Regions from separate parts of the Homo sapiens genome. Here regions 1, 2, 3 and 4 are each linked to region 5. The links are chromatin loops, found by intact Hi-C in ENCODE. Cell type or tissue: psoas muscle. All regions are shown on one strand. Region 1 has its middle 22 kb from the start of SLC9A2. Region 2 has its middle 2.9 kb from the start of SLC9A2. Region 3 overlaps SLC9A2 (solute carrier family 9 member A2). Region 4 overlaps SLC9A4 (solute carrier family 9 member A4). Region 5 holds the start of SLC9A4 (solute carrier family 9 member A4).

Evidence for each region. Peaks named below come from ENCODE experiments on the same cell type or tissue, not always from the same donor. Only the 100,000 strongest peaks of a DNase experiment are listed, where the experiment ranks them.
Region 1: it touches region 5 in a loop (4-fold over the local background); 22 of 110 quality-filtered maps call a loop at or near these places.
Region 2: it touches region 5 in a loop (3-fold over the local background); 66 of 110 quality-filtered maps call a loop at or near these places.
Region 3: a loop joins it to region 5, with 5 times the contacts of the local background. A loop is called at or near these places in 61 of 110 quality-filtered maps.
Region 4: a loop joins it to region 5, with 2.2 times the contacts of the local background. A loop is called at or near these places in 7 of 110 quality-filtered maps.

The regions. Positions count from the first base shown.
Region 1 is chr2:102,594,973-102,599,972 of GRCh38, forward strand. No RefSeq gene overlaps it. Among named protein-coding and RNA genes, the nearest start is that of SLC9A2, 22 kb to the right of the region's middle. In psoas muscle, no CTCF peak of the experiment used is centred here; no DNase peak of the experiment used is centred here.
Region 2 is chr2:102,614,112-102,619,111 of GRCh38, forward strand. No RefSeq gene overlaps it. Among named protein-coding and RNA genes, the nearest start is that of SLC9A2, 2.9 kb to the right of the region's middle. In psoas muscle, a CTCF peak has its summit at 1,928; a DNase peak (open chromatin) is centred at 1,910; H3K4me3 peaks cover 697 bases; H3K27ac peaks cover 654 bases.
Region 3 is chr2:102,701,684-102,706,683 of GRCh38, forward strand. SLC9A2 (solute carrier family 9 member A2) reads left to right here. Exons shown (of 12, transcript NM_003048.6): 9 at 723-819; 10 at 2,861-2,992; 11 at 4,163-4,253. It overlaps LOC124905954 (a long non-coding RNA gene), which reads right to left. Exons shown (of 3, transcript XR_007087163.1): 2 at 2,508-2,626; 3 at 813-1,044. Among named protein-coding and RNA genes, the nearest start is that of SLC67A2, 33 kb to the right of the region's middle. In psoas muscle, a CTCF peak has its summit at 2,266 (motif pointing left); no DNase peak of the experiment used is centred here.
Region 4 is chr2:102,517,562-102,522,561 of GRCh38, forward strand. SLC9A4 (solute carrier family 9 member A4) reads left to right here. Exons shown (of 12, transcript NM_001011552.4): 9 at 2,298-2,394. Among named protein-coding and RNA genes, the nearest start is that of SLC9A4, 47 kb to the left of the region's middle. In psoas muscle, a CTCF peak has its summit at 2,639 (motif pointing right); no DNase peak of the experiment used is centred here.
Region 5 is chr2:102,470,652-102,475,651 of GRCh38, forward strand. SLC9A4 (solute carrier family 9 member A4) reads left to right here and starts at 2,575. Exons shown (of 12, transcript NM_001011552.4): 1 at 2,575-3,364. The coding sequence starts at 3,109. In psoas muscle, a CTCF peak has its summit at 2,453 (motif pointing right); a DNase peak (open chromatin) is centred at 2,465.

The sequences.
Region 1 (5,000 bases), 120 kb after region 5:
AGGGCTGGTGGAAGTTCTATTTAAAAGTGCACGGAAATTGACTATTTTGTCAGGTCATTACTGCTTACCTACAAACAATTTGTGGAACACTAGTGTTTTAGCTTGTTTACTTTTGTTTTTTTGGTGCCATATAAATGATGGGTCACTGACATAATTTAATACCTTAAATTATATATATAGTTAATATCTTAAAATAGAGCTTCTAACCAATATAATGGATTATGAGAACCTAGCAAGATATTCCAAATGCATTTTAAAGCATTAATTATTGATTTAAAAAAGGACAAAAATGACACTGCAAAAATTTTTACGTTTTTACTTTGAATGCTTTTGACTTGGCTGTATAATAATCAATATCTCAAAGCTCATGAATATTTGTAAATGATTTAACTATTTAATAATTAGTTAATATTATTTATATTTACTAATATTAATTATCTAATTATCTAATATTAGACATTAATATTAGATGACTGTTTATCTAACTAAACTATTTAGTAAAACATTTTCAAACTACATGTGGATACTTAGAAAATGTATTATCAAAGCCATTTAATTTCCTTCCCCTTTGTAGACGAATTGCTCCTATCATGGTTAATTGTTAACATTAGGAAGAAAAATATAGCTACTTAGATCATCTAATAACTTATTCTGTTAATTTTAGTATGAAGCAGTTAAACTTTGCATTTTCTCAATGTAGTTACTTAAATACAAAATCAAGATTTAGGACTTAATTTTCTCTTTCCTCACATCCAACTCAATACGTATTCTAAAGACAGTTTTAAAAATCTGAATCCCAAAATTTTGCATCTGTAATAAAATTGACTCCCTATACATTCAAAGTCAAAATTATTCCCTGATTTGATGTTCAAGAATTTTATAGAATTTGCTAAACAAAACAAAATATTTGATCATTCCTCACAGAACATAAATCCTGGCCATAACTTACTTGACAATGTCCCTGTTGATGAACACACTTATTTTGTTTCTCACCTTTTGTTTTATAAATGATGAAGCCCAGCTCATCCCTGAAAATCTATTTTGCACATGTGTATTGGTATAGCTGTACATGGAGTCCTAGAAAGTCAATCCTGGGCTCAAATAGATTCCCCAGTTTTACGTTTAATAGAAATTGCCAAATTGCCCCCTAAATACATTAGATCAATTTTCTGTCTAGCCACAGAATAAGAGAATGCTGTCCAGCATCCTTAGTAACAACATGGTTAGTAACTGAAGGTTTTAAATTTTTCCAGTTTTATAGGTAAAAGAAACAATATCTCCATCTTTTTTTTTTTTCTCCAGATAGTGTTTCTCTTTGTTGCTCAGGCTGGAGTGCAGTGGCACGATCTCGGCTCACTGCAACCTCCTCCTCCCAGTTCAAGTGAGTCTCTCGCCTCAGCCTCCCAAGTAGCTGGGATGACAGGCATGCTCCACCACACCTGGCTAATTTTTTATATTTTTGGTAGAGACGGGGTTCATGTTGGCCAGGCTGGTCTCGAACTCCGAACCTCAAGTGATCTCTCTGCCTCAGCCTCCCAAAGTGCTGGGATTACAGGTGTGAGCCACCATGCCTGGCCTTCTCCATCTTATATCAATTTGGAATTCATCAATTATGAATGCAGTTGCAGTTGATATTTGTCAATTTTCAGCTCCTGGCATTCATCCCCCTTGCTCAGCTCCCTCTCACACTTCCCACTGCTATGGGATCATCTTTCAAGGATGGCTGCATTGTGTGTTAGTGGGTAGGAGGTAGAGTCCAGCAAGACAGTGGATGCAATGTGGCTTACCCTTGGACAATATGACCCTCTTGTGGACACTGATTCTTTAAAGAGTGACCCAAGGGCGATGGCACAAGTTGGAGTCACAGTTGCTGCAGTGGCAGCTGCTGTGTAAGTGTGTGATGGCTGCTACATGAGTGTGTGGAGGCTACAGTGTGATGCTGTCTGTGGTCCTTGCAGCACAGTGCTCTAGAGCTCTGTGGCCCTGGTCTAGTTTGGAACATAATAAGCTGGTGTGCTCTGAGCCCCGGATACTTTTCCAATGCATTCAGTTCCTCTTTAAGATAATCAATGCATTCCTTCTCCTTGCAACCACAAATGCTGCCACGATTATATAGAAGTTCATTATAATATTCCTCTAAATTGCAAAACCTTTAAATAGTGACTCCTTCCAGTGCATGAAGATGATCTGATAATTGGTTTATCAAATTCCCAGGAATTCATCTATGGTAATAAGCAAAGTGAATCTAAATTTTAAAAGAACCATTAGAGTGAATGCAACTAGAGAACAGTCATATCAGCTCTCAGTAAGACTGGACATTTTTTAACAAAAAATGTTACACCATGACATACATTGGGAGGGACACACACAATACACAAATGGTGTTCAAGATTTCAAATACAGGACAGGGTCATGAGAACTAACATTTGTTGATCTCTGGCTTCCAAGACTAGAAAAAATAAAGATGGCCAGGCGCAGTGGCTCATGCCTGTAATCCCAGCACTTGGGAGGCCAAGGTAGGTAGGTGGATCACGAGGTCAGGAGTTCAAGACCAGCCTGGCAAAGATGGTGAAACCCCATCTCTACTAAAAATACAAAAATTAGCTGGGCGCAGTGGCAGTCACCTGTAATCCCAGCTACTTGGGAGGTTGAGGTAGGAGAATTGCTTGAATGCCAGTGGCAGAGGTTGCAGTGAGCTGAGATTGCACCACTGCACTCCAGCCTGGGTGACAGAGTGAGACTCTGTCTCAAAAAAGAAAAAGAAAGAAAGAAAAAATAAAGACTTGAGCCTAAGTAAAAATACTTTCATTTCAATTTAGTAACCAGCTAGCAAAAAGCAAAGTATTTGCTTCATTTGTATTTGGACTGTACCAAATACCAATACCTATGCTGAGTAAGTAGACGGCGCTCCCCATGGTCTGCTGTTCTGCCAGGTATAGAGCCCAGGCAGGAGCCATCCAGTTCAAGGAAACCTGGAGTCCCATGAGTGCTGCTATTGTGCCATTAGTCAGGGGAGCGCCTTGTCAGCCTCTAGGGGCTCCCGACTACAGCGGACCACGTTGAGCAACGTCTTGTTAGGTCACAGTTGTAGCCTCTTGTGTTCTACGTGCACTTCAGTATTCTTCACAAGGTAGCCCCAGGTCTTTGGAAGATTTCGCTGTGTCTACCTCAGGAACATTTGTAGCATTCATTGCACAAATTCCTTATGTATGCTATATAAGGGACTGTTCCTGTTTGTTATTGAGTTGTGTATAGGGAAAACCTATGCACACCTGTGTATAGGTTTTCCCTATACACAACTTAATAACCTTCCCTTATTACATGGTTGCATACATAACACAGCAGTTGCTGTATTATGTTGAAGTGTAGTTTTGAACTTTGATTATTTCTCCCTTTCTCTCTGTCTCTCTCTCTCTCTCTTTCTCTCTCTCATCTATCTGTCTCTATATATGCATCCCTCCCTTTGGCCAAAGCAATCTTTTAGTGATATATAATTTACCTAAAATAAAATGCATAGATGTTAAGATTTTGAGTATTTAGCCTGATTAGTTTTGTCAATTGTATACACTCATTTAATCACCACCCACAAGCAAATAGTGAGCATTTCCCAAACCCCAGAAAAACCTCTCATGCTCCTTTCTAGTCAATTCTGCAACCTTCTCCCAAGAGAAAAACAGTATTTTAATTTCTGTCACATAGATGTGTTCTGGCTATACTGACCTTCATATGAATTGAATCATATGACTTTTCTGTTATGTTTCTGAAGTTTATCCAAATTGGTGTGTGTGTCAGCAGATTGTTTCTTTTCACCGAGAAGTATTTTACTTTGACTCAGTGTGTATGAATGAACACACCACAATTCATTGATCCACTCTCCTGTTGATGGGCATTTGAGTTGTCTCCAGTTTGAGACAATTATGAATGAGGCTGCCATGACATTTTTCTCTAAGCCTTTTTGTGGACATAGAGTCTTTCCTTCTCTTGAGTAATACCTAGGAGTGAAATCTCTGGGTCATGGAGTAAGTTTAACTTTATAAGAAATTGCAAAAGGCTTCTCCAATGTGGTTGGACATTGTTACCCTCCTACCAGCAATAGATGAGAGTTCCAGTTGCTTCACTTACAAACATTTAGCTTTGTCAGATATTTCTATAAGAGTCACAATACTGTATGTAAAACAGTATCTCACTGAGGTTTTAATTGGCATTTCCTGATGGTTAATGATGTTGAGCATCTTTTCATATGTTATTGGCTATTTGTATACCTTCTTTTGGGAAATATTTATCCAAGTCTAATAGTGTGGCCATTCTTAATTGGGTTTTTGTGTTTTTATTATTGTTTTCTCTGAGTTATGTATTTTGGATTCAAGTCTTTAGCCAGATATGTGTATTGCAATTTTTTTTTTCAAAATGTCATTATCTCCTAAGGAAAAATGGCAAGTAAATGTCATAACCATTTTCTAGGGTAGCTAGGCCCAAATGATTAAAGTGACAGACCTATATGTCCGGGAATTGATTGACACAAGCTTTCTGTATAATAAACTACCCCAATCTTCAGTGGCTTAAAACAATAAGCGTTTATTTAGCCACCAGAGCGTGATTTGGTTGGGCTCAGCCAAAGCATCTTGGCTGGTGTAGCTCTGCTCCACGGTTTCACTCTCCTCCTGGGGGCAGCAGGTTACCACAGGCATAGTCTTCTCATGGCGTGGCTGAGGCACAAGAGAGCTAGCAGAAACATGCAAGTCCCCTTGAGTCCTAGACTCAGAATGTCACAGTGTTACTTTCACATCAATCTATTGCCTCAAGCATGCCTCGAGGTTGAAACCAGGGTTAAGAGGTAGAGAAATATATCCTGCCCACGGTGAGAGAGCTTTGCTAACTTACTTGAAAAATGGCATAGATACAGAAAGAAATGAAGAATGGGCAGTAATTAATGAAGTCTATCACAGACATGTAAAAGTCGTGTTTACAAGTGAATTTTTTCAATAATTGATGACACAAAA
Region 2 (5,000 bases), 140 kb after region 5:
GATGGATGGATGGATGAAAAACCTAAGTAAAGATAGGTAAGGCATAATGTAATACCCACTAAGTTTTAAGCTAATGTTGTCCCTTTTAGATGTTTTCAAGTTTTAAGGCTGATAGTAGAACAATATGAGCTCAGGGACTGCAGGGAGTACAGAGATTCAGAGGTATACTCACCAGATTTTCTTCCCCATAAAGAAATTACTAAGAAACCACAGAAACAGTCGTCTGTGAACAATCTGGACCTCATTCAGATTGGAAGCAGCTGAAGAGATTTTCTGAGGTAAACTCTTGTTAGTTAAGATCTACACAAACATGTTTTTTAGAGTGAACTTTGGTTGGATAAATGGAAACTCAAAAGCCTTAGGAAATTACTAAAGATCGTAGAGCAGTGGAAAGTGGAGAAAGGTGCTTGAGTGAAGACTGGCATTTTTTGAAGATAGGCATTTTTGACTCTGCTTTCTCTATTTCCAAGACTGGAAATGGTCAGATTTCTATTTCCAGTATGTTAGCAGTTAAGTAAATTCTAGAATAGTAAACAAAATATACATTTGCAAAAGTAGTCCTTATTTCCCACTCCTATTTCTAGAAAAATCTTTGCCATGATCCCTTGAAGCACTCTCATTTATTGGGTCCCCAAAGGTACAAAGAGGCTTAGTTGCAGGTACCTAGCAACTATATATACTCTACAAATATTTGTTGAATCGATGAGTGAGTGTGCCTTATATGTAACAACAGAATTCTATTTAGAAGTTCCTATGGGAACTGTAAAAGTCATTTACTATCCCTCTAAAATCATCCTTATTTCTGTATCTCTCTTTCCCCTAAGAAGTAGGGTATATAAGCATCAGTACCCAAGACAGACCTCAGTTTTTCTCCCTGCAAGATCAGTTCAGTTTTTGCTTTCTGATTGCATTGCATGTCAGAGTTCAGATGATACACGACAGAGTTGAAAGGACAGGGAGTCTCTCTTCCCACATGTGACATCACAGTATCTGGAGCAGGATGTAGGTGTGTGTCCATTCTACACGGATGTTTTAGATTAATATCTTAAATTTTTAAAACCTTTTATAAAGAAACATAAAGTTACTTGTCCCCAAGTCCCTTATTTTATGGAGGAAAACCAAAGCACTGAAAAACTTGGTGGTTGGATATCTGAAAGCTGACTCTTAGCTTAAATATATTAGGAGGATTCAACATTAAAAGTAGCACTGTTAGCTGGGTGTGGTGGTGTGCCTCTAGTCCCAACTACTTAGGAGGCTGAGAAGGAAGGATCACTTGAGTCCAGGAATTATTAGGAGTTTGAGGCCAGCCTGGGCAACACAGTGAGACTCCATCTCTACAAAACCAAACAACAACAAAAAAGTACCAAGATTATTTATAAGCTTGAATTTGCAGAAAGTACCTTTTCATAAAGCAAAACATTTCTCTGCTGAAACAAATATATTTGGCCAAAAAGAAAGAGAGGAAAGTATTAATTCTGTGGGCATCAGTAAAATGTTCACGCCACTGCATGACTGCTCTCTAAGAAGAAGTCCTTAGATTTTTGCTGAGAATTAAGTCTCTTAAAAAAAGAAAGTAGTTTAAACATTGAGAACTTTCAAATATAATAATAAAATAACCAAATCAACAGTATTATGAGAGTCAACTTTTTATAGGCAAAGATTCTCAATTGATATATTACACAACTAATGGCTAGTGGTTGTGCAATGCACATTTTAAAGAAAGGGGAATATAAAATATGAATATTATAAAAATGTGCAAAGAATAGTATGACATATTAATATCTAACTATTATTAGTAACTATTGCGACTATTACACTGGTATCTGAGGATGGAGCCGTTCCCTGGTCTCTGTCTCTTGATAGAGCATACATTGCTCCTGCATGCTAGCTTCTAAGGGAGGTGCTAACCTCTGGCGCCGCACTGTGGTGCAGAAGAGCTACTGCCACTAATGAGCAGTTCCCTTCCTCTGTGTCAGCTTCCACTCTGCATCTGAAAAAGACAGATAGCACATTAAACCTTTTGGAGTTGTGAAGAATATGTTTGCTGGCATGCAGAGACCTCTACCTGCTCCTTCATACAGAAGTTCCTGAGGTTTCAACATTCTACAACTCTTCAGTAAGCTCTAAGTTCTGTATGGCAAGAGACACAAAGTTAAACCTCAGTTCCTCCTGAAGTTTCCAGTGCAGGAGCGGGGGATTTAAGATCAGTCCTGGGTTAGGTCAGGATCCTAATCTCCTCTGCACAGCTCACAGTTTTATATTTTAAGGTGCATGTCCTCTTAAGCTAACTCAGCTTTATCTTACTAGTTTCTTTCCCTTGTACCAGGAAGTATTCCAAAATCCTTTGTGATTCCTAGTGATGCCAGATCTACTCTCTTGCTTGATGGCTGTATAATTCAGGAGAGTTACTCCTATTAAAGTATTCCATTAAATACAGTAATATTCTAATGGACCACTCTTGAGCAAAGTGCAGAGAAAAGTACGCATTTGCCTTAGAAGGTTCATAAATTCCTAGTAAATATTTCTATGCTATGTGAAAGTCAATCTGAAATCAGGTAACTATAATTTCTAAAAATATTTAGAAATCTTGTAATGTGATTAAATTCACACATCATTTGGGTAGAAGGGGGAAAAAAGACATGAGAGATGCCAAAATGTGAATGAGGGATCACTGGAGAAAACATTTCATGTAAAACTAGGAGAATTCATGTCCATCCTGCAACTGGCCTAACTGTGAGAAAGCCCTGCAGCTCAGATCCGTAGTGTGTGAGAGTTGTTGATTTCACCGTCAATTCATACATTTATTCGTCCAACACATATTTAGCGGGTACTCACTGTCTCCGGGCAATATGCTAGGAGCTAAAGATAAAAGAATGAGTTAAACAGACCAATACCTTCACAGAGATGTTCAGTGGGAGAAAAGCAAAATGATTAAGTGCTGAAAAGTTATGGGAGATCAAAGGGCATAAAAGAAGACCCCCCAATTAGTCCAGAAATTCAGCTACCAGGTGAGACGTCCAAAGGTCGCTAAGAAACCACTAAAGGATTTTAAATGTGTACACACGTTTCGCTTCTTGCTTCAGTCATCCCATGGGTGGTGTTATCACTTTCACGGCTGAGCTCCTAGTCAGAGGGCACTTTGAAGAAATAGCCAGGCCAAGTCGCTCTCAGCATAGGGGCATAATTTAACTCTTTTTAAATTTGCTTTAAGGGAAAGATGAAAAGAATGTCTTTTTAGACTAATTTCTTCGCCTCCCATTTACAAGAATAAATAAAACGACTTTTTTTTCAAATGTAAAAAAAAGTGGATAGCCTTTAACTGCAGTAGCATAGATGTATAAAGTTGAAGTGATACCACATAAGGTTTACAGGCAGTGAGGGCCCGGAAACAGATTTGTCATTCATTTTCTTGTTCATGATACACAATTATTCTTAAAAGTGTTGTGTGACAAACTCCTAGAAAGTATTGTCTAAATGTGCCCTCTCCCTATTACTATGTCACTAAGTTTGTAGAACTGCCTGATTCACTTACCAAAACTTTATCCTGCTGTAACTTTTTTGAACAATCCCTGTAATATTCTCCACTGCTTATTTTAAAGTAGCTGAGAATATAGCGTGCTGTTTATGGGCAACTAGTCATGGGGTAGAGGGTGAGATGATACCAGTGTTAGCCTGGGCAGGCCTGGGTGTGAATTCCATCCAGACACTTACTTAATATGTAAACTTGATTAAGTCTATTTGTTTATTTTTACACATTTCTACACTATATTTCTTCACTTATAAAATGGGTAAAAAATATCTGCCTCTTTGGATTTTTACGATTGACAAAAAAATGCAAGTAAAGTGCCTTGTATTGAGCTTCCCATGTAGAGACAGATACTCAAAAAATTTAAAAATCTCTTATTTGCTGCCTTTTCACAGGGGTATGTTAGGCACATACCTTTAATAAACGTTTCCAGTGAAAGGAGAAGGGGAGGCTGAGTTTTGGATGCCCAATGATTCTTCTCAAGATAATATCTTTAGTTTCAATTCTGTAGCGCTTTTGAAAAACTGATGCTTTGTGAAATATCAAATGAAGTAGTGCTCTGTAACATCTCCCAGAATTCTTCTCTCTTTTTAGCCTGGACTTGTCCCTCCATTACTTTGAAGACCCAAAGAGGACTGTTCCTTATTTTCTTCTATGCAGGTGGAGGATTTTTTTTTCTTGTACCCTCTGCTGACATCTCACTGATTTTCTATGTTAGAACTTTGAAAGAAAAAAAAAAAAAAAACGGCTTTGAAGGTCGAACTGCCTGGTGTTTGTTTAATAGTAGAAGCCACGTGTTTTGACACATCAAAGATTAAGAAAAGAGAAGGATTTTATTTCATAAATATCAAAGGGAAAACTTTCAGTTAATTGAATGGCAACTAGTCCCCTTTGTGCTCATTTCGGTTTCTGGCGATAAAGATGCTCAAACAGTGAGATCGCAACCAGTGAAGGAGGCGCTCTGAAGGACAGGAAAGGTTGGCTCTGCATGAGAAAGCCCTTTTAGATCCAGAAGAAGAATCACGCTTCCTTTCTTTTCCTGACCACAGCCTGTCCTGTAATTAGCGGAGCAAGTCAATCTGAGCGAGGCAAATCACTGGTTTTCCATGAAATAATTATATTTCTTATGCTCTTGGACATGTACACCTCTAAGCCTAAAAGCGGAGAAAGATGTTTTGGTTTTTTTTACGTGAGCTGGGGGAGGGAGAAGAAAAGTGGCAGCGACAGTGTAGCAAATGGGTGAAAGCAGCACAATGTGGCAAGAGGAGAGAACAGGATTCCGATTCCGTGGGGGCGTGGGAACACTGAGTTCCGCGCAGGGAGTTTCCCTGTTCAGAGCACCTTGTGCGCGAGTTGATAACTCTCGGAAAGGAAACAAAATTTGGCTTTCCTAAACTTTCTGTACGTCCAGAGAATCCCATGCCTTGTCTTGGCCTCCGCAGCGCCAGGCTGGGGTGACAGCACTCCTCCTCCA
Region 3 (5,000 bases), 230 kb after region 5:
AAAGCAGCAGAACCACCAATAAATAACATAAAAATATTAAAAAATCATGTCACTAAATAGACTGTGAGAAGGACATTATTTATAGTATGAGAGTGGAAACAAGAAAGCAGATGTCTCCTTGTTCAACATCTTCAGGGAAACTGTGTCAAGTGACTCAAATTTTTTGTCACTCTCCATATGTCTGAGAATAACTGCAAAAATACTGAAATTCTGATATTGGGTTTATAAATCAATATTAGCAAGTAGGTGAGGTGAGTTCATGATTATGGAACCCACAAATGAGGATTGACTGGATATACATACATGTTATAAATGGTGTGTTTGCAAATATTTATGATGAGGTTTTTAAAATATGAAAACTTAATGGTAAATTGAAGTCAATTAGGTTTCTGTTGGAGAAAACTATTCTATTTTACTTTATTTATGGAGTGTTAGAAATAATAAAGTGAGGTAGCATTATAAGCCATTGTAGTTTTTCTTCCCTGAAAACATAATGACATGAATAGATTCTGAAAACTTGTGAATTGTTAAACTTGCCATGAATGATTTTGAAACTGAAATAAGAGTCACAGAATTTGGAATTATTTTAAGTTATTGAATAATCCCTAAGTGCTATTTTTACAAATTAAGACTTGTCTTAAATACTTATATCTCTAAGGAAGAAAATCAATGATTCTAATATTTGTTGAAAGGTAAAATATTCTTTTTCTAAACTTTCACAGTGATTGTCGTGAAGAAAAAATAAGGAAGGTCACGTCCAGTGAAACTGATGAAATTCGAGAACTCTTATCAAGAAATCTCTATCAAATCCGTCAGCGAGTAAGAATAATTTATGTAGCAAAATATTTACTTACCTTTGGCTAACAGGATGCCTTCTGGTTTTGTGCTGTAACTGGAGGCTGCATCTTGACACTGGGCTCAGCAGGTCCCATGCTGGGCATCTTCTCTCCTTCTGCTTCTCTCCATCCCTCTTCAGGGTCCTACTATCCTCCTGGACACCATGGCTGAAGCCTTGGGGTCCCCTGGGAGTTCTGCTGCTGTGGGCTTGGATACAAAGAAATACACGTTGACTAATTTTAAAGAAATGAATTGATTGCTGTTTGTTTTAAAGAAATAGTTTTATAGCTTAGACTTTAAAAATGGACCTCACCCTCCTTGTTATTTATAAAGTGCTATAGTTTCTTCTCTTCTGAGCCACTTCTTTCACTTCGTTTCCATTGTTAGCACCTTATTCTAATAATTTGCTAACAACACAGCTACAGAGTAGAGAGTGTCCTCAATTTTCCAAGCCCCATTTCAGTGTGTTGCATGCATTAACTCATTTAATCCTCCAGTGAGTGGTAGGTGTTACTGTTGTCGCCATTTCACAGATAAAGAAATTGAGGCACAGGGAGGTGAAGTGGCACACGGGCCACACAGCTTGTCAGGAGTCCTCCTTGCTCATGTGGGGGCTGTTTCAGCAGCTTCTTAGCTGGTGTCCCCATAAGGTGTCCCCATTTCATCCACGTGACTCTTACCTGACCCTTTTTCCTACAGTACCTTTTAATTTAAAATGAAACAAAACATTAGTTGTGGCTCCCAAGCTAAACTATTCGTTGAAAATTTGGACTCTATTTCCAAGTTCCACTTTATCCAACCATATTTCCACATCTGCCTCACCCATCTGCTCCCTGAAACACCCAGGGAGTGAGAGGTTCTGTTTTCGTTCTTTGGCCCAGGTAGCTTTCTCGCTGTCCCCTGGGAGCATCTCACACCTTCCTGTCAGCTGGTCAAAAGCCTCCAGTTTTTAAGGCTCCCCCAACAGCCACCATATTATTCCCATCCTTGTGGTTAAATGGAATAGCACTTGGAGCTTATACTGTACCATGTAGATACAGCACTTATTTCCATGATTTTGCATAATTTTGTTAGCCTTAGATGCTCAGTGAGATGGTAAACTGCTCAAGGCAGGAATGAAGCCTTGTTCTGTGTTATGTTTGCATCTCTCAATAGAACCTAATATATTTCTGGACACAGGGATATTCCCAAGAAGTACATGTTTATTCTATCAGAAATGAATTTAATTATTATTTATGATTTAGGAAACACATTTCTATATAGCCTATAAAACTAAAAGTGGATTCCATGTACAGCCCTAGTTTAGAAATTTTACTTTTCAAACACTGGGATGTAATCATTGTGGGGAGTGTCACCAGCTCTCTTCATGTAACAACCCAGTTGAAAAAAGGGAATGTGCTGAAGTTAATCAGAAGGGCATGGCACCACCAAGTGGCTCAAAGTGGTTTGTTTTTAATGTCAGTAATTCCTATTCAAAACAGACTGTAGGATGGTGGCTTGTATTTTATTTCCAGATATTCATGATGGCTAAATACCTACAAGAGGCTTCAAGGTAGACATGGCACTTGATGAAATCAATCATTGTTCTCATTTATGAAAATCACACTTTTCAATGAAAAACAAACCTTATGATCTGACTTTTATTAAAGGATGAACTATGTGGCACATACCTGTAATAACAACTTGGAAGGCTGAGGTGGGAAAGTTGCTTGAGCCCAGGAGTTGGAGGCTGCAGTGAGTTATGAGTGCCACTGCATTCCAGCCTGAGTGACAGATCAAGACCCCAACTCTAAAAAAAAGAAAAATAAAAAAACACAAAATGAAAAGAAAATATAAATTCTTTGAAGATCTGAAGACTGTTAACTTTTATACTGTTAATTTAATTTTTTGCTCTGCACAGAAGTTATAAGTGCTTAGCTGAGGTGCAGATCCAAAGAAATGTGGTAAAGTCTTGGAATTTCTGGGGGAAATGATCAGGTTTTTGTTTTTGTTTTTTAATGTCCTCTATATGTTTTCATTCCAGACTTTATCCTACAACAGACACAGTCTGACAGCCGACACAAGTGAGAGACAAGCCAAGGAGATTCTGATTCGCCGGCGACACAGTTTGCGAGAAAGCATTAGGAAGGACAGCAGCTTGAATCGAGAACACAGGGTAACTGAGTGTGCGCCTCTAGGAGACTTCCAGGGGTGGAGCCGACAGCTATTCCATTGATCAGCTGATGGTATCATCAGCTCTGCAGATCAAGTGGCTGTTGACAGTTCTCTGAGGAGCTGCAGGAAGGCTGGGGTGGCCGGGGGAAGTGAGTGTTCACAGGTATTGTGGCCAGCATTGCCACTAGTTCAAGGAACTGTCAATAGATAAGGAAAGCCATTTAAAAACAATATCGTGGGCCGGTCGTGGTGGCTCATGCCTGTAAATGCCAGCACTTTGGGAAGCCGAAGCCGAGGCAGGTGGATTGCCTGAGCTCAGGAGTTCGAGACCAGCCTGGGCAACACGGTGAAACCCCATCTCTACTAAAATACAAAAAAAAAATTAGCTGAATATGGTGGCGTGCGCTTGTAATCCCAGCTTCTTGGGAGACTGAGACAGAAGAATCGCTTGAACCTGGGAGGTGGAGATTGCAGTGAGCCGAGATTGGGCCACTGCACTCCAGCCTGGATGACAGAGCGAGACTCCTTCTCAATAATAACAATAATAATAATATTGTGATATATTGGTTTCACATAGCAAGAATTGAGGCTTATTTTTAATAATATCCTATATTGGGTTGTCAGAAATCAAAATGGTTATATGTGAACAAGGAGTTATTTTATGTGTAAAATGTAGCAGTGTTAATTAAAAGTTAATTTAAAACACTAGCGACTGCGGTATTTGAAATGCCAGTAAATTAGCTGTAGTAATACTTTTTGTTCTATTAATATCATTTTTAAGATATATTAAAGTGAAAAAAAAAACACCTTACATATATATATTGTAAACATATCTTCTTCCCCATACATGTAGGTTCTAAGTCTTTCTGGCAGTACTTTTATACATAGATGTTTCAGTAGCTTTTCTTTGAGAAGACCCAGTGGTTTTCATATTTGTTTCTAATTTATTTCCCACTTATTCCTATTTCCCTTTGTAGAGATCTCCATTCCATTCTGGAAGGGATTTAATTATTTCAAGTTATAATAGTTATAGCCCCTCACAAAGTAATTTTGGAATCAGAAATTAAAATTCTGATTTTTAACATGAAGTTTTGCTATACAATTTTTAATCTTTAATATACAATAAGTGCCATTTGTATAGTTTAAGTAAGATTTTATATTTCTTTTACAGGCTTCCACTTCAACCTCCCGATATTTATCCTTACCTAAAAATACGAAGCTTCCAGAAAAGCTACAAAAGAGGAGGACTATTTCTATTGCAGGTAGTGAATATAGTTGGAGCAGAAAAATTTTAAATTTATTTGCCAATGTTTATAAACTAGACAAATTTTCCTATTATTTTTCTTCATTAAGAATGAGTTCCGGCCGGGCGCGGTGGCTCACGCCTGTAATCCCAGCACTTTGGGAGGCCGAGGCGGGTGGATCACGAGGTCAGGAGATCGAGACCATCCTGGCTAACAAGGTGAAACCCCGTCTCTACTGAAAATACAAAAAATTAGCCGGGCGCGGTGGCGGGCGCCTGTAGTCCCAGCTACTCGGGAGGCTGAGGCAGGAGAATGGCGTGAACCCAGGAAGCGGAGCTTGCAGTGAGCCGAGATTGCGCCATTGCAGTCCGCAGTCCGGCCTGGGCAACAGAGCGAGACTCCGTCTCAAAAAAAAAAAAAAAAAAAAAAGAAAAAAAAAAAAAGAATGAGTTCCAATGAGAACACTTGGACACAGGAAGGGGAACATCACACGCCAGGGCCTGTTGTGGGGTCGGGGGAGTGGGGAGGGATAGCATTAGGAGATATACCTAATGTAAATGGCGAGTTCATGGGTGCAGCACACCAACATGGCACATGTATACATATGTAACAAACCTGCACATTGTGCACATGTACCCTAAAACTTAAAGTATAATAATAATTTAAAAAAAAGAATGAGTTCAAGAGTTTGCAAATCTAAAATAATAACTGGGTGAATTTTAATTCGCATTGCAACCTTTTGGAATGGCATTCTGTGCAGATTCT
Region 4 (5,000 bases), 47 kb after region 5:
CACTAATTGTACATTTCAAAATAGCTAGAAGAGAATGATTTGAATGTTTCTAACATAAAGAAAAGACAAAAATGTAAGGTGATGGATATCCCAATTACCCTAATTTAATTATATGAATGTATCAAATTATCACATACACCCCAAAACTATGTACAACTACTATGTATCAATATAAAAGATAAGTAAGAAGAGTTATGGGAAAGATGAACGTTATATTCAATATACGTAGGTTCAGATTTTTCCAGTTTGATTGAAATTATTGCAGAACTTTTATTTAAGGTGATGAAGATCTCCTTTATGGATAATGAATGAATGGTCCAGTGACAAGAGTCTTTTGGTTTATAAGTTGACTTGATATAGAAATGATCACTCATTCAGTTTTTCTAAAGCTGTATCTCCTGTGTTTGTGCTGTGAGTATTTCAGGGACGATTTTGCTAATGAAGTGGCATGAAGAAAACTCCAGGTATCACCTTGCCCAAGGGAATCAATTCTGTAGCTGTAGAATGATAGCTGATATAATTCCATAGCTGCGGCTTCTCAGTGTGGCTCCATGAAGGGAAATGCCTTTGGGATACCTGGAGCACCCATTCCAGCCAGAGCTTGAATGGATTTTAACTAAGTTCGTCCCCCCCAAAGTGGTCAGTTATAAACTGGGAAGAGTGCCAAGTTACAGCTACTGCTATATCAAGTGTAACTTTACCATTTCCTTTATCAATGGTTTTCCCTATTAGGTTGTTTCATAATGAACACATAAATGGAACTATTTGACTAGCTGTTGTTTCTGCTTAGCAGTACATCACATTCACCACATTAAAGGAATGTGTTCAGATTGTGGAAGTGTGTGGGCATATCTAAATCAGAATAAATGTTATGTGAAGGACATTTAAACAGTTAGGTTTAAATGCCCTGATAATAATGTTTAGATCACCAAGGGTGGTAACTGTATATCAATAGAGGTGGCATTTGCAGCTTTACGATATGGAAACTGATTTCGATCAGTTTATAGAGAGGACATTAGTCAGTCTACAGATAGCATTGCTAAACAAAATCCAGGCTTGCTGTGATATTCAGTATCCAAGTCCTTTAATATCTTTTATCAAATGTACATTACTTTTAAAATGTCTTCACTATTTATGGCTGTATTGCTACTAATGTTTTGAAAAATACTTAAAAGGTGGCCTGTATTAAAACTAATAAATACTCATGTCTGTGGCCAATTATCTTAAGAGCATATGCAAGCAGATATCAAAGGCTTCAGTGCCCTTATGCGTTCAAAATTCAAAAGAGCTGAGGCTAGAAACAAACAAACAAACAAACAAACCCATTAAGGTTTATATCAAGATGTTAAGGAAGGTGATAGTATTAAAAAGGGAGTTAATTATTTTTAGTTCTCTCCTTTTTGTTCTTATGTTCCACATGGAATATATATTATTCATGTAATACAAAGTTTTTTAAAATTACTGCCACTAGATTGTAATCAAATACATTTGTCACATGATCATTCTTCCCCCAGCAATGTCAGGACTTTATAATCCCCAGAGGACAATTGTGCATTGACTACTAACCTGGGCACAGGCATAACCCGTTTTTTAATCCCTTTCAGAGGTGGGAAGGGGTCACAGTGTATAATATCTTAGAGCTGGGCTGGCTTTCATGGTATAAATGGTCTAATTGCCCTTGTAAAATGTGATTCTGGTTTCTTCAATTATTTCTTAACCAAAGATAAAATCCCTACAGATACAATTCCAATATAAATGTACTCATGAAACTAATATTCTATTAGATAAATGCTAATCAAAATGTGGTGTGTAGATGGTATTAATCTGTGAATTGCTTGTCACCTGTCCTCAATGAGATAGGTAAGTACAAAACTAGCAAAGAGTTTGTCTTTGAATGAATCATTTTTTTTCTGTTGCATTTAACGGTAAAATATTTGGATTGCATGGTATGGTATCATTTTCTAACAATTGATTTTTATTGTGTTGTACAAACATTTCAGTCTATAACAGATTTGGAGGAAAAAAATAACTTGTTACCACTTTAGACCTTTTTAAAAAAATGGGTTGGAATAATTACCATATATAAGCTATAGCCAAGGGAACAGTATTTTCAAAACCTGAAGTCAAGACATGTGTTTTGACATCAAACCAACTTACTAGAACAATAGGAAAAATTATATGTAGGATTCTGGAACTTAGGATTCCCCTCAGTACAGAGCAAGGCCCACTGATAGTTTTGTGGCACCTCTTGCCAAATGAAAGAATAATGTTTGTCTCTTCTCCAATAATGATTCCAGGGCCCAGAGGATACAAGGAATCAAAAGACTTTCCCCTGAAGATGTGGAGTCCATAAGGGACATTCTGACATCCAACATGTACCAAGTTCGGCAAAGGGTGTGTATGAGCCACCTGTGTTGTCCCCATTTTCTGTCCTTGAAAACAGTCTCTGAAGGGGGAGTCTGTTGATGTTCAAGTCTCCTGATGTTCACGTCACCCTCTGTAAGGTGGTAACTTGCTGAATATTTTCTCTCTGCTTAGTTTGGAGAATAGAAAGTTAATTGTCATGTTTCTGCTGCAAAATTGGTACCTGTGACATAAAAAGAAATGCAAATCTAGTTACCGTCTCTAGGGGGCAGGCTGCCCTAGCCCTGCAGCCTGGTGCTGTCCAGAACTAGCAGGTCTCTGTAGAGAAGCACACACACCACACCACAGAACAAAGATGGCACCAGGATGCTGATCACAGTGCAGTTGTCCCAATTGTATTGACTATAGTAAAGATGAGAAAGTTGAGATAGTTTAGGTTACAATATTGAAACTCTAATTTATAATGAATAAATGCCTGAATAAAAGGAGACATCTTATTTCTCAATTTTGGAACTAGGTATGAAATCTCTACTAGTCCTTGGGACCTGGTCCAAAGTGCATACTAAGAAGATTTCTGAGGACACTGGATGAATCTTTCTGAAACTTTGACTTAGTTAAATAATATTCCATTTAATTAGTCATCTAACGAAGTCATATAATGACAAGTTTTTTCAAGTTTGAGGATTTGATCATCCATTTTAATCCTAATACTTGGGTGTGATTGGAAATGAATTCATTTTGAGGGCCTTTGGTTTTGTGACTGTGTCGTTGATCATAGTCTTAATGAAACTAAAACAAAATCACCTAGGCAAAGCTCCCCATTTTCAAAGAGAAGATGCTGAGGTCAGTGGAGTTGGTTATCTGACTTGTTCAAGGTTACAAAACAAATCCAGGTTAAGAACACAGGTTTTCTACCCACCCACCCAGTGCTCTTTTCATGACTCTGGACTTATATAATCCAATGAAAGTGATTGTTTTCTGGTCTCCTGTTTCAACTCAAAGGTCAATGATTAAGAGGAATGTGTCAGTGAAAGGCTCTGCACCAGCTGGAGGAATACAGGTCAGCACTAATGGTAGTGCGCTTAGAGTAAATTCCATGGCTTTCAAATCATTCCAAGTGAAACTGTTTCAGTAAGACTATCACATCCTGCCTTAGATAAATAATAGATAACAACTTCCTGGTTTGAAAAATGTGGCTAGCTTAGTGAGAGCCAGAACCCATAGGGTACCTGGTACTCAGCCTTTTCCCTATGTGGATGAAGGCCAAGTTTAGGGAAAGGTCTAGAAACGGAGATGGAGATCCTAGGACTCTAATCCAGTCTCAAATAAGGTCAACTGCTCATCCTTTCTTTTCTTCCTTGGATGCAGTTTCCAAGATAGCATCCTTTGGTCTTTTTTAGTAAGTATCCTACTCATTCTGCTTTCCAGTGTTCTACTTTCTAAGCCATACAGCACCTCCCTTCCTCATTGCCCTCGAATTAAAGCACAAAGGCCTCTTTCCATTTAATAAGTTTATTGCTGATGACCTTGGGAGCCAAATGGGGAGAACACAATTGATAAACAGAGGGCAGTTACAAGCCTATGAGGTGGCTTTTTGACTCTGCTTTGCTTACTCCGTAAGTCAAACTCACCAGTCCTACCCCTTCCCGTCTTCCTTTCCTTACTCAGCTTTACAAAGGTCATAAGAATTCTCTCTTCCACCATGGTCCTCTTGATCTCTTGAAGGAAAAGTCTACCTGAAAATGCAACTCAGGACAATTATACATTTACTCTGTTTCTAGCAGACAATCTACATTTTTGAGGAATGTCACAAAGGGTGTACATTAGCCATCCTGCACTCTCTAGCCTGGGTGATAGATGCAGGCCTGGTAGCCAGGGCATTTCTCATTGTTCACATCTTGAAAGAGGCCATCTTGGGCGTCGGGATTTACCTCAGAGCAGGACCAGGATGAATGCAGAGTTTGACTCTGGGCGACCCTAATGCACAGTTGATCCGAAACTGAGCTGGCCCTGCTGGGTCTGTTGCTCCTAGGAGGACTCCAGCCAATTCTGTTTGAAGTCCTTCGACTCAGTACACCCAGGACAGAATCTTCATGGGTGGAAAACTTAAGGGACTCACCTCTGGAGGTTCCCGGTAGGACAACCACAGAAGAAGCTCTCTGAAACACAGTGGGGATGGAGATTGAGAAACACTGTTACTAATCTTACAAGAGAAGAAACTGGCTTCAGCCCAGACCTCCAGGATAGGTCACAGATTGATGGGTGATTCCCGAGTAGCCTGGATAATCAGATCACTCTCAGAATTTCTACATACTTTCAAAGGAAAAGAGCAATTTCAGTTTCCTTTAGCAAATAGTTAATACACATCTAGAATGCACCGGGCATCAGGAACACTGCACTGAAAAAGACAAAGTTCATTCTCCTTTAAGGCTCAAGGTCCAGTGGGAAATGCAAGCTCCACTATAACACAGAAATGGAGGGAGAGGAGCGAAGACACTTGCATGGACATTATATGCATAGAGCCTTCTATGCTCCCTGCAGATAGGCAAAATAGAGAAGCACGTGGGTCATGGGAGGTTATGGGAGGTGAAATGGAAGCCAAATGTCCAAGTGTTCCTTATAAAGTGCAGCCTCCT
Region 5 (5,000 bases):
TTAGGCTTGAACATCTCTATATTTTGTTCCAAATAAAGTTAGCATACTTAGAGTTAGTTATAGAGTTCTCTGTTCTATAGCCTGTCTCCTCTCCTTGGCAGAAACTCTGTTCCACTACTCTGGAGATGGGGATAGAGATAGTAACCTACTTCTCTTGGAGTGATACCCCTGGTGTGTGAGTGGGATGCTGGACTGGGGTAGTAGCCACTGGTCATCTTGGTTTATTTCCAGTGTTGTGAAAACTCAGTCTTATGAGTAAGTTGAGAGTTATCGGGGTCCAGTATTCCTAATTTGCTGTTTCTGGGGTAGATTCAGTTACATTTGCCTGCAATAGAGTCTGTTCAACATATTGCTAGGATTGGGGTAGGGCAGAGTTTGGTTACGTATGCTGACAACCTGACTTTTCTGGGTAGAAACTGTAGTCATAAACTGGGATCTGGGATTAGAGGCAGCCCCATCCTCGTGGCTACATTCATCCAGAATAGAGTTTTTCTCACATTGAGCTGAGGGGTGGGTAGAGAAAACAGGCCGTGCCTTCAGGTCTTACCAATATTTAGAAGATTTTTTTCAATTTCTGTCTGCTCTTAGGACAATTTCCAGAGACTGGATGGTTGTTTTTGATTTTTAATGATCTCACCAGTTATAGTTGTTTCACTAGGAAATCTATGGTGCTTCTTATGCTGTCATTCTAGAAGAGCTTCTCCTTTCTTCCCCCTTTCCCCTCACTTTTGCTGCCCTTAGTTTGCACTTCTCATGGAAGCTTTGTCTCACATACACTTTCTGGGGACCTTATACTAAGAAATCATTTTAGAAAGAATGTTCTGACATCTGTAAGAAAGTACTGCATGAGTGGAAGTGATGCCGATGGTTGATGAAGTGGGCTGCTACATCTTAACCTGGACCACAAGTTAGTAGACTGTTGCAGAGCTCAAGTTGTTCTCTTACCATCCTCCCAAGATTGGCATTTTTACTCTGAGAGGGACTGGACTATCAGCCATCAGGTGATCATAAGGCTAAACGGGTTGCCATATACTCACAAAATTTGGAATTTTAGAGCAGGAAAGGGTTACCAGGTATGGACAGCATCTTTATTTTATAGATGAGAAAACTATAAAGGCTCAAACTATAAGGCTCAAACAGGTAATTTTCCAAAGCCAATCAGATAACTAATGTCTGAGTACATAAGTCTTTTGATTCTTCATTTTGGTCTTTCCACAAGGCACTATGTGAGACTTGCTCCCTCATTTCTTTTTAGAAAGAAAAGTACAATAAAATGCAAATAAAAATAAAACACCTATTATAAAGCAGCTTTCTATTAAAGGATATTCATATATTCTTTGAGAAAAAATAATCGACTCAATATGTGTACCCTTCTTGTAGTCCACCTGATAGTCTCATTTCAGTGACTGAATCTAATCTATTCTGGAGTCAAACTGAAGGAAAAAGAAAAAATATTCATATGTGAACTTTTAATTCTATTGCCTCACTATGAATTTGCATCTAGGTGTTAGCCCTTCTCAACCATTCCTTTCTCAATTTCCCAGTGATGTTAGCTGAGTGTGTGTGTGTGTGTGTGTGTGTGTGTGTGTGTGTGTGTGTGTGTGTTGGCTGGGGGGAAATCCCCTGCACTCACTAATATGAACTAAGAAAAAACAAAACACAAAGCATCTTGCAGTTTGATGTAAAAGAGATGTTGGGGTAGTATATGGATGATGTATTATTCTCATTTTTTACTGAGTATCAGTAATCATTGCAAAAGTGTTGTATCTTATCCTAAAAGTATAAGAAATGTAATTTAAAATAAAAACTAACATTTAAGTGCCAACTACATGCCAAATTCTTTACTTGCTTTATCTCATTTAATGTTCCTAGCTACTCAATGAGGCAGATATTTTCCTCTCTGTTTCAGATAAGGAATTTCTGAAAGGTAATTAACTTCACCAAGGTCACCTGGCAACAAGTAGAAGAGCGAGAAGTAGGCTCATAAAAATTATCTCAAAATTCTTTCATCAACATTCTATGATGCTGCTTCTTTTTAACAACAACAAATGTTTTTTAAATGGAAAATCTGGATGTGCCATGGAGTTTTACAAATCCAGGTATTTAGGTGTATTTATGGAACTTGTTCTTTGGCTTCCTGTTTTTTAAAAATTATAGTGTAAAGTTCATAGAGATCTGGAACTTCATTCCTTCTATGAATGACTGCTCATGGAGTCTGGTAACATGCAAAAGTTTCAGTGTTTGCTACCATCCTTGTTGTTACCACCTCCTTCTTATCCTCCTTCTTCCTCATGTATAGAGACCATATAAGACAGTTTGCTGGACAATTCTGGTTTGTGCCTATAGCTTTGCATAATTATCATTATTATTCATTCCCCAAAGTGTCCTGGTTTAGATAATTTCATGGTCACCTTAACGTTCATAACTGAAAGTGTCAAGGGTGTTGTATTGCAGGTGCCCACTAGGTGTCAGCAGTGTGACCTCCAGAGAACCCTCAGAGAAAGGATTTCATTACAAAAGTCAAATCAAAGCAAATAATTAAGTGTAGTTCCAGAGCTACCTGAAGCCGTGGTCATTCAAAACAAATGAGAGGACAGGGGGAGGAGAGAAGGAACAAGCGCAGATCAGGTAGCTCCTTCTTGGGATCTGATAGACAGGGAAGGTTTCCTTTCCTCATTAGAAGGACTCCAGTGATCTGTGGAATGAGCACTACAGTATCCTTTTAAATTTTCACCCACAAGACAAAGCCAGTATGCAGTGAAATGAGGAAATGCCTTTAAGTGAAGAGATTTTTATTTCTTTCATAAATTGCTCAAGCCATGATTGGATGGAGGTCCTCCAGGTAGCTCCATGGACTTTAACAAGTCTATTGAATAACTGCATTTGAGTTGGAAGCTGAGTTGCCTGAACACAAACGATTTAAACCAGATTAGAAAGTGTCTACATACAGAGCTCAATAACACACTCGGAATCTTCTTGGGAGGACCCACAGACTGTACCTATATTACTTTTGACCCAGGTGGATGCAGTCACTCTCTAGAAGCCTCCCCGACTTCAGATGTGTGGCACACATCCACACAGGGGTGTAGGTAGGAGAAGCCCACAGGAATGGCTCTGCAGATGTTCGTGACTTACAGTCCTTGGAATTGTTTGCTACTGCTAGTGGCTCTTGAGTGTTCTGAAGCATCTTCTGATTTGAATGAATCTGCAAATTCCACTGCTCAGTATGCATCTAACGCTTGGTTTGCTGCTGCCAGCTCAGAGCCAGAGGAAGGGATATCTGTTTTTGAACTGGATTATGACTATGTGCAAATTCCTTATGAGGTCACTCTCTGGATACTTCTAGCATCCCTTGCAAAAATAGGTAAGTCCTTAAACACCTGGTTTGGTGAGTTATCTTTTTACATAAGATAGTGAATGTGAAAATGCCTTATAGATAACGGGCTAAGAGGATTTTAACTGTTACTGCTATTACATTAAAAATTCTCTTCCCTTCAGTCAAGGGAAAGTCATAACTGCATTTTACTAAGCTATTTAATACTTTGAGATTGCTCTTTGAAATTTGAGAGCATACTTCTGGGTACTGGGCTGTGTTGGTTTCTTCTCATTTCAGGGTGACAACCATGTGACATTGTTGACATGCAAAACTCTCAAATTCTATGCTTTAAAAATATAGAGAATAAAGCACGTAGACCTGGGCATGATGCAAGGTGGAAATTTCAGGAAACACATAATGTTTCTTCTGTAAAATATTCTTGGCTGTGTAATTGTGGGCTTCATCAATCACCCCATTGTTTATTCTTTAAAAGTAGCGTGTGCTTCTTGCAAATTGACAGAAAGCAAAAAACAAGAAAACCATAGGCAACTTGTATTACTCAGTGATGGGATGTCGGGGCATATAAGATTATATCTGTCAGTAAAATATTAGTTTATACCTACCAAGTGGGGCCAGTGAGGCACCTCTAATTTCCTTTGTGAAATAAAGTGAATCCAAGTTAATAGATTAAATTCCAATCAAGGGATCTTTGTGTCAAAAACCAAAGAGGTGGCTATACTCTGTGACTGTTTAATCCCTAACTGCTCCTCCTTATCTCTTTAAAACCAGCTTATTCTAAAGTGGAAAATTAATATAATTATCTCAAATGCTAAGCACAATGCCTCCTTTGCCTCAGCTATAAACTTTATGCTATTTGAGTATGTAGATTGCCTTATTGAGATAGAATCAATGAAACATTTTAATTCTCATTTATTTATATGTGTATGTTTTCTCTAGGATGGGTGTGTAATGTGGGTTGAGCCTTGAGGTCTGGCAGTTACCTTCTGTGTGCTCTGGCTATTCACTTAGCTCCCTCCCTGTGGGTGTGGGGACACTGGTATAGGTGTCCCCTTTAGACTCTCCTTTATAGTTGCTATTCATTTTGAGCTAGTAAAGTGTGAATATTAAATAGGAATGTTAGTTTGAAGAAGTCTTGTGCAATTTGCTTAGTGAATAAGTTACACAAAGGATCTTACTATATTTTTAAGAGGTATACAAGTAAAAATGGCTTTCCAAATGGATAACATTCTCAGTTCAGAACAGTCTAACATCTTTTGTGAAATCATATAGACACTGATTGTGTTCAAGGTGATCTTACTTGGTACTTGAGTTTTCCTTTTAAAACAATATGCTAGAGATTCTGTGTTCCCTGCTCCCCATTCCACAACCTGGCTTCCTCTTCACAGAAATGGCTCAAGTCAATCTGAGTACCAGGAAACTCGTCCTGTCACTGACTAGCTAGTTGCTCTGTTTATCAGTAAACATCTAAACGCAGAAAGGCTGCATTTTGTCTTGGTTTTATATTTGTGTAAAACCTAGCTTGTTTTGTAGAGGCATTGTATGCACCCAGATTCATTCTGTCTAGGAGCGAAGAACACTGTGAAAATACGATTATTCATAGAACTGTTGGTTTAAATGTTCTTGATTTTCATGATGTAATTTAACATACTTTAGAAAAAAAGAG